2 separate regions of the Homo sapiens genome follow, and region 1 is linked to region 2. The links are chromatin loops, found by intact Hi-C in ENCODE. Cell type or tissue: endothelial cell of umbilical vein. All regions are shown on one strand. Each heading gives the region's core, and the rest is flanking DNA. Links, peaks and the distances in the headings are about the cores only. Region 1 overlaps CMIP (c-Maf inducing protein). Region 2 has its middle 18 kb from the start of MIR4720.

Region 1 (4,393 bases), core at 74-4,073, 110 kb after region 2:
ACCGGAATGATGCTGATGTGCCCTCAGCCTGCACAGTTCCCTGCCTGTGTGTGTGTCTGGGGGCTTGCTTCCTGTCACCTAGCTCGGCATAACACATTGGTGGGAGTTTGGCTTTGGAGATAGGCACTTGGGTTTGACATTGGGGCTGCCTCCTTCCTGCGTGCACTGCCTCTGGCACCTCTCTGAGCTTCTGGTTTTTTAGCTCTAAAAATGGGAATGACTTTCATGTTGGTGCCTGATGTGCAGGTACTCGGGGGTCATAGTCTGGCTGTCTTTCCCTTCCGCCCACTCTGTCCGCCTCCCTCTGGTCATCCTGAGCAGGTCGAGCCAGGGCGGCCCTAAGCAGAGCCCTACCCTAGGGTTGGGGTCAGGGCTCCAACCCTGGTTTCAGGAATGCTGCCTGGATAACCCAAGGGCATGGTCTGAACAGATGTCTCTTGAGGCCTACCTGCCCCAGCTGCACATCCTTGGGGCTGGGTCTTAACTGGGACCCAGACCCCTCAGCTTGCTGTCTTCCTGTCTCCCTTAACCAGGGAGGAGAGAACAGGTGAGTTTCCTGGTGGGCAGGAGCATGGAAGTGTGATGGATCTGATGCAGTGATTGGCTGGGGGCCCCTTTGTCAGGAGCTCCGGACATCCTGCCCTCACGGAGAAGTCCTGCCCCAAAGGAAGTATGCCTGAATCAGACCTGGCTGGCAAATTGAACCTCATTTTCTGATCAATTTCCATCAGGATTTTAGATGAGGATGCTTTTCCTGTATCTTTAATGGGGCGTTTGGCAAAAGCTCTGCTCACTTTGGCTGTGACTTTGTCTCTTGGGCCTCTATCAAGGTATTGACGACAGTGACGTCAGCATCCTGCTGCGGGGCTGCCACCCTCTTTGTGTTATAGTTCTCAAGGTCTGATCGGGGACGAGGGGGTGCTCGCTCCTCACAGCTGCCCAGGAGCTCCACGGAGCAGGTGTCAGGGCCCTTGTTTCCCTGGGTGTGAGTCGCCCAAGTGGGACCATGATGGCCGCCCTCATCACTTCATCACTGATGTTTTTGCTAATAATAATGATGACAATGTCAATAATGGTAGTGTTATTACCACCTAACATTATTATGTGCTCTCAGCTAAGCACTTGGTTTGGATTAGTTTAATCCTTTGACAGTCTTCTGAGGAAACACTATTGTTAGTAGCCCTGTTTAGGAGGTGAGTAAACTGAGGTTTAGCAAGCAAAGGGACATGCACAAAGTCACACAACCAGCCAGGCACAAAGCCAGGATTTAAGTCCTGGAGGTGCGATTCCAGGTCTTTTCAAAATTACACTTCACTACCACCTTTCTCAGATACTGTGATGGACCAGTCCAAGACCAATGTTTTTTTTTCCTTCATTAAAACAAAAAAAATCACAAATCACAAACCTTTATTTTGTTTTGTTTTGTTTTTTTGGTGAGATAGAGTCTTGTTCTGTCGCCCAGGCTGGAGTGCAGTGGTGAGATCTCAGCTCACTGCAACCTCCACCTCCCAGGTTCAAGCAATTCTCCTGCCTTAGCCTCCTGAGTAGCTGGGACTACAGGTGCATGCCACCTTGCCCACCTAACTTTTATATTTTTAGTAGAGATGGGGTTTCACCATATTGGTCAGTCTGGTCTTGAACTCCTGACCTCAGGTGATCCACCTGATTCGGCCTCCCATAGTGCTGGGATTACAGGCTTGGGCCACAGCTGCCAGCCTAACTTTGGGAAATTTTAAAACATATACTGAGAGCATGGGGGAGTAAAATGAACCCCCATGTACTCATCATCTGCTTCAACAGTTCCCAGCTTATGATGAGTCTTGGGGTGTAGCTGCCTCTGTATGCTTCCCTCTCTCCCAGCCACTGTTTAGATGCAAATCCCTGACATGCTGTTAGTTCATCAGAAATGACTTAAATAGGAATCTCTAAAAAATAAAGTATCTTTTAACAAATAGATATAAATGTAATACCATCCTCATGCCTAAGAAACTAACAATAATTCCTTGATATCAAATGTCCAATGTTCACATTTCCCTAGTTATTTCATTCATGATTTTTACTATTGGTTTGCTCATTTAAGATTCCGGACGTGGTCTACACCCTGTATTTGCTTACTGAAGGTTTTACAATCTCTTTAAGTTAGTCATCTGCCCTGTAGAATTTTCCATATTCTGAGTTTTGCTGATTGCTTCCTCATGGTGTCATTTAACACATTCCTCTGTTCCCTGTATTTCCTGTAGATTTCCTGCATACCTTGTGAATTCCTAGTTTGTTTTTACACAAGGTCTCACTCTGTTGCTCAGGCTGGAGTACAGTTGCATGATCGTGGCTCACTGCAGCTTCAACTTCCCAGGCTCAGATGATCCTCCCACCTCAGCCTTCCTGGTAGCTGGGACTACAGGTGTGCACCACCACGCCTGCCTAATTTTTTGTATGTTTTGTAGAGATGGCGTTTCACCATGTTGCCCAGGCTGGTCTCGAACTCCTGGGCTCAAGTGATCTGCCCACCTCTACCTCTCAAAGTGCTAGGATTACACGTGTGAGCCACTGCACCTGGCCTCTAGTTAGTTTTAGACCTGTGCTGTCCAATACCACGGCCACCAGCCACACATGGTCGCTGAGCACTTGAAATGAGGTCCTCATTGAGATGTGCTCTAAGTGTAAAACGCACACTGGATTTTGAAGACTTAGTATGAAAAAAAATATACAGTATCTCACTACTCATTTTTTGTATTGATTATATGTTGAAGTGATAATATATTTGATATATTGGGTTAAAATATATTATTAACATTGATTTCACCTGTTTTACTTTTTTAAAATGTGGCTACTAGAATATTTAGTTTTAAACATGTGGCTTGCATTGTATTTCTATTGGAGAGCACTGATCTAGAGATTTGGTTGATTTGGATTAAAATTTTCGGCATGATTCCTCTCTAGGTAGGTGTTTCTGTGCACTTCCAGTTGCCTCACTCCAGGGTCCCTCATGCCTTGGTGGGGGTCTTTCTTGCTGTGGTTGATGGGCAGGTTCTGGTGCTGGCTGCCTGATCTATCCATCACCACCCCCATCACCTTTCCTGCTCATGTTCCAGTGGGCACCAGCAATCACTGCTCAGGTGCATTATTTCATTAGAGATTGCAAAGGGCAGGTGTTTTAGCTCTACCTTTCCTTCCTCATTTGTCAGATGGGATCATCCGAAGAAGGGCTTCACTTCATCAGCTACATGGTTGTTGCAATGTTTAGTGTGTACAGGAAAGGCAGCAGAAATGCTTCACTCTTCCCCTTTGTATCAAGTTTAGAGTAATAAACTGATTTTGTAGCATCTTCCAAAGGTTTTTTTTTAAATATCAACATGAATTCATGGATTTAAATTTATATTTGATGAATTTCTTTTTTATTAATAAAATTAATTGGCCACAAAATAATTATAATTAAAATAATAATTTTTTTTGAGACAGAGTCTTACTCTGTCACCCAGGCTGGAGTGCAGTGGCATGATCTCAGCTCACTGCAACCTCTGCTTCCTGGGTTCAAGCAATTCTCCTGCCTCAGCCTCCCAAGTAGCTGGGATTACAGGCACGCACCACCACACCCAGCTAATTTTTGCATTTTTAGTAGAAATGGGGTTTCTCCATGTTGCCCAAGCTGGTCTCAAACTCTTGGTCTCAAGCAATCCGCCCTCCTCAGCGTCCCAAAGTGCTGGGATTACAGGCGTGAGCCACCATGTCCGGCTTATTTGATGAATTTCAATTCCTTGCAGTTACTATTCTTTTGGATGCTCCGGTTGGCCCATTTTTGGCTGGTGGGAGCTTTTGAGTTTTGATTTTGATCCCTTGCCCTCTGGTAAACCTCTGAGTTCTTTCCTCTTCTTGGTAGGTTGGAAGATTCTCCCCCTAGATCGAGTTTTCGTAGAGCGGGGCCTGCCTGCATCCGTTGCTGCTCACCAGACCCAGAGTGTGGGGCTTCCTGCCAGCAGGCTATTCAGAGGAGCCGCCTTTCTCTTGGGCCTGGTTGCCAAGGTCCCAGCAAGAGGCTGGAGTTGAGGAGACAGCCAGCGCGGCTGGCCTGGGCCCCACGCATAGTAGGTGTTCCGGAAACGGCTGTTGAGTGAATGACAGGACTGCAAGCTGATCTGCCATACCACCTGGCTGGAGTGGGCTCCTTTCCACCCCGGGATTCTCCAGGAGGCCAGTTTGCAAATAGAGCTGGCCTTTGTTTCTCTGCCGTGTCGGGGACACCTTCCTGGGGCTGAGCCGGCGTGGAGCTGGGATTGTACCTCCAGCTTGTGCTGAGGGTGCTGACTTGGGAACCCCCCGGTCCGTTCTGGCCTGGCTGCTGTGCAGACCCGTGGGTCTAGGCAATGGGGCAAGGGTCAGATGGGTCAATTCCCAG
Region 2 (4,393 bases), core at 269-4,268:
CTGCCGGGAGGCTCACACACCAGCCTGCATGACTGTTGTGCAGTAGCCCCACCCCACGCAGGCCAGCCCCGCGTCATCATTCCTATCCTGAACCTGCAGGGCATTTTCGGTTGAGGAAATGAAGACTCATGTTTATCATCCTTTCCGGGAGAGGGATTCAAGAAACTTGGCAGGGGTGAGCCCGGATCCATGCCCGTGGCGGGAGCTCAGTGACCTCTGCTCAACCCCCTATCCTTGCTAGACCCAAATTTCTCCTTTGGACGTATCCCGGGAATCCAGAGCCCCGCAGCCTGTGACTTTAGAAAGAAAGAGGCAGGCTCCTTCTTGGCTCAGTCCTGAGTGGAACTTCCAAAGGCAGGGCTGGGATGACTTCATGTTTGGATTAGGGAATTTCAGAATGGGACAAAGCCCATCTTTATTTCAGAGCCGATGACCTAGGTCTGAGTGGGTGACCTCCCTCCTAACTGATGGGAGATGACATCTAAACTCCCGATGCTGAGTAACAAGCAATGTAGACACCAAGGGCGATGAAGCAGCCATTCAGCATTTCCTGGCACCTGCCAGCTGCCGCCCACTGTCCTGGGCACCCAGGACACCAGCCCTGCGGTGGAGGCTCTGGCCTGGCACTTTACACCTTTGCTTGAACATGAGAACCACCTGGGGAGATTCCACAAACGCCCGTGTTTGGGCTCCACCTGAGACCAATTAGAGGCAGTCCTGCTCTAATTGGTTAATTACAATCAATCTCCCAGGTGGATTTGCAACCAGGGCTGAGAGTACTAGGCTGGTGGATACTAAAACCCCACATTTTTGTTTGGTTGATTTTTTTTTTTTTTTTTTTGAGACAGCCTTGCTCTGTCGCCCAGGCTGGAGTGCAGTAGCACAATCTCCGCTCACTGCAACCTCCACTTCCCAGGTTTAAGCAACTCTCCTGCCTCAGCCTCCCGAGTAGCTGGGATTACAGGCGCCCGCCACCACGCCTGGCTAAGTTTTTGTATTTTTAGTAGAGACAGGGTTTCACCATGTTGTCCAGGCTGGTCTCTAACTCCTGACCTCAGATGACCCGCCCACCTCGGTCTCCCAAAGTGCCAGGATTACAGGTGTGAGCCACCGCGTCTCGCCCCCACATTTGTTGAGAAGTCATCTTGTGCCAGGCTTTAAGGATTTTATTTTATATATATATGTATGTATTTTAATGCTTATTCTTTTCTTTTGAGATAGGGTCTTGCTCTGTCACCCAGGCTGGAGTGCAGTGGCACGATCATGGCTCATTACAGCCTTGACCTCCTGGGCAGCGATCTTCCCCCCTCAGCCCCCTGAGTAGCTGGGACTACAGGTGCATGCAACTGCACCTGGCTAACTTGTAAATTGTTTGTAGAGATGGTCTCACTACGTTGCCCACGCTTGTCTGAAACTCCTGGGCTCAAGGGATCCTCCTACTTTGGCCTCCTAAAGTGCTGAGATTACAGGCGTGAGCCACCACGCCTGGCCAAGAATGTTATATATGTAAGTATTAGTTCCTTTCCTCTTCACATGATCCCTCTGAGGTAAGTGCTGTTATCGTTATCTCTATTTTGCAGAGGAGGAAACTGAGGCATAGCAGGCACAAGTCGGGGATCCCTGTGTGTTAGCCAGGGCCTGCTATAGCTCTGCCAGGAGGGCTGGCAAGGCAAAAGAGAGCACTGGCCTGGGAATCTGGCCCAGCGTTGATCGAGGGCCTTGGACACGGGACTTAATCTTTGCCAGGACTTCAGTTTTCTCATCTGAATAATGGGCTTGATAATAGATTTGGCTGGGTGCAGTGGCTCACACCTGTTATCCCAGCACTTTGGGAGGCTGAGGCGGGCAGATCACTTGAAGTCAGGAGTTTGAGACCAGCCTGGCCAACATGGAGAAACCCCATTTCTACTAAAAATATAAAAATTAGTCGGGTGTGGTTGTGGCTGTCTGTAATCCCAGCTACTCAGGCGGCTGAGGCAGGAGAATCGCTTGAACCGGGGAGGCAGAGTTTGCAGTGAGCCGAGATCATACCATTCCACTCCGGCCCGGGCGACAGGGCAAGACTCTGTCTCAAAAAAAAAAAAAAAAAAAAAAATAGAAGTGAAGATGAAGCTGGGTGATGGAGAATGGGGCATACCATGGCCACTCCAGGGAGAGCTGTTAGCGGGAGTGGTTCTGTGCACCCAAATACTAGCCAATAAATCAATACATAAGCAGGAAGAGTACTTCCAACCATTAAAATAATTTGAATAATATTTGAATAATTTGAATAAATAATATTATTTTAATTGATTATTGTGGGATCAATGAATTCTAAATAAAAAATGCACTAAAAGTCTGTAGTGGGTGATGGGGTGGGGGATTTAGGGGTGCCGACGGGGTAGACCCCTATTGAAAGAGGCACGAAAACTGGGAGATGAAAAGCATAGGCTCGTTTGCCCTGTGTCTTCCTTCTCACGGCAGGGGATCGGCCGGCCACCTTCTCCCTGTGACTTCCTCCCAGTCCCGTCACCAAACCCCTGAGGCCGTCCTGGCATCAGACCGCAGGCCATAAAAGCGTCCAGCAGAGGGCGCCCCAAACCCACGAGGGCCGCGGCGAAGAAGAAGGTAGCGGCCGCTGTCCTCTCCCCTCCCAGGCAGGTCCGGTGCGGAAGGGATCGCTGGACACTGGCGATGGTGGAGAGGCATGGTGGGCCGGGTCCCCCGCACCCTTCATGGCCCTGACTCGGGGCTGCCCATGACCTTCAGCGTCAGAGCTCGGTCTGGTCCATGCCTGCCTTGGGGAAGCTGCGCCGCCTCTGCACCCACCCAGGTCAGGGCCACCTTCCCTCCATTTGCAGCATGAGCAGGTCTGAGGTGGCGGCTCCGGGCTGAACAGCAGGAACTGAGTTCTTTGTCCACATGTGAGGGTGGGCAGCCCATGAACAGTCCACCCAGACACAAGTTACCCTGCCCCCGAGCCGGAATCCAGCCCTGAGACCCCACAGTGCTGCCTCTGAAACAGTGCTGGGACGTCTCTCTGAGCCTGAGCTCAGACTTTGGTGTCCCGCTGCTGAGGCCGGGGTCCCGCCGCTGTGACCGTGGCAAGGGTAAGCCCTTTGTGCACCTGTGCCGTTGCCTGTAAAATGCTGGCAGTAATCACAGTGGAGCTACCCTAGAGGTTTGCTAGGAGGGTTACATGAGCCGTGCCTGGCACGGGCCACAGAGGGTAGGTTGCACATGGCTCTTTTCCCCACTGCCCAGTTATTAATCCAGGTCACAGTTACTTCTTCCCCCAGCCTCACAGAAGATGGGGGCCACTGTAAACCCCACCCCATCCCAGATGAATCAAGCCATCACCATACCCCCCCCCTCCAAATGATCCATGCCACCATAATATGCCCTCTGGATGACTCAGACCACCACTGCCCCCTCCCCAACACACACGTACACCCTGATGGCCCCAGCAGTCTCCTAACTGTCCTCCCTGGCTCCAGCCTTGCCCTGCTCCCTTCCACCATCCACTCTGCAGCCAGACTGATTTTTCTAAAATGCAAATCTGATCACATTACTTCCTACTTAACATCCACCAACAATTTCCCAATAAACTCGGGATGAAATTCAAGCTCCTTAATGTGAGTTCTGAGGCCTTTCCTGATCTGGCTGGGGCCTGGCACTCCAGCCTCATCCCTCTGAGTGACAGCCAGAGCCCAACCATGGGGGGCCCAGGCAGGAACTGTGACACCCCCAAATTCCACTTTTTAAAATTTTATTTTATTTTAAGTTCCGGGATACATGCGCAGAATGTTCAGGTTTATTACATAGGTAAACGTGTGCCATGGTGGTTTCCTGCACTTATCAACCCATCACCTAGGTATTGAGCCCCCCACATGCATTAGCCATTTATCCTGATGCTTTCCCTCACCTCACACCCCGCTGCTGACAGGCCCCAGTGTGTGTTGTTCCCCTCCCTGTGTCCATGTGTTCTCAATGTTCAGCTCCCACTTATAAGCAAGAACACGTAGTATTTGGTTTTCTGTTCCTGTGTTACTTTGCTGAGGATAATGGCTTCCAGCTCCATCCATGTTCCTGCAAAGGACATGATCTCTTTCCTTTTTATGGCTGCATAGTATTCCATGGTGTAAATGTACCACATTTACTTTATCCAGTCTGTCATTGATGGACATTTGGATTGATTCCATGTCTGTGCTATTGTGAATAGTGCTGCAATGAACAAACTCATGTATGAATCTTTATAACAGAATGATTTATATTCCTTTGGGTATATACCCAGCAATCGGATTGCTGGGTCAAATGGTATTTCTGGTTCTAGGTCTTTGAGGAATCGCCACACTGTCTTCCACAACGGTTGAAATAATTTACACTCCCACCAACAGTATAAAAGTGTCCCTAT

What was found. Hi-C counts contacts between places; a loop is a spot of excess contacts. Peaks named below come from ENCODE experiments on the same cell type or tissue, not always from the same donor. Only the 100,000 strongest peaks of a DNase experiment are listed, where the experiment ranks them.
Region 1: it touches region 2 in a loop (5-fold over the local background); 8 of 110 quality-filtered maps call a loop at or near these places.

The regions. Positions count from the first base shown.
Region 1 is chr16:81,509,303-81,513,695 of GRCh38, forward strand. All of the region lies in intron 1 of CMIP (c-Maf inducing protein), which reads left to right. Among named protein-coding and RNA genes, the nearest start is that of MIR7854, 22 kb to the right of the region's middle. RefSeq lists enhancers at 3,551-4,381, 4,089-4,218. In endothelial cell of umbilical vein, for the core only: no CTCF peak of the experiment used is centred there; DNase peaks (open chromatin) are centred at 2,189 and 3,999; H3K27ac peaks cover 3,078 bases.
Region 2 is chr16:81,401,143-81,405,535 of GRCh38, forward strand. No RefSeq gene overlaps it. Among named protein-coding and RNA genes, the nearest start is that of MIR4720, 18 kb to the left of the region's middle. RefSeq lists an enhancer at 2,606-2,685. In endothelial cell of umbilical vein, for the core only: a CTCF peak has its summit at 2,570 (motif pointing right); a DNase peak (open chromatin) is centred at 2,579; H3K27ac peaks cover 2,432 bases.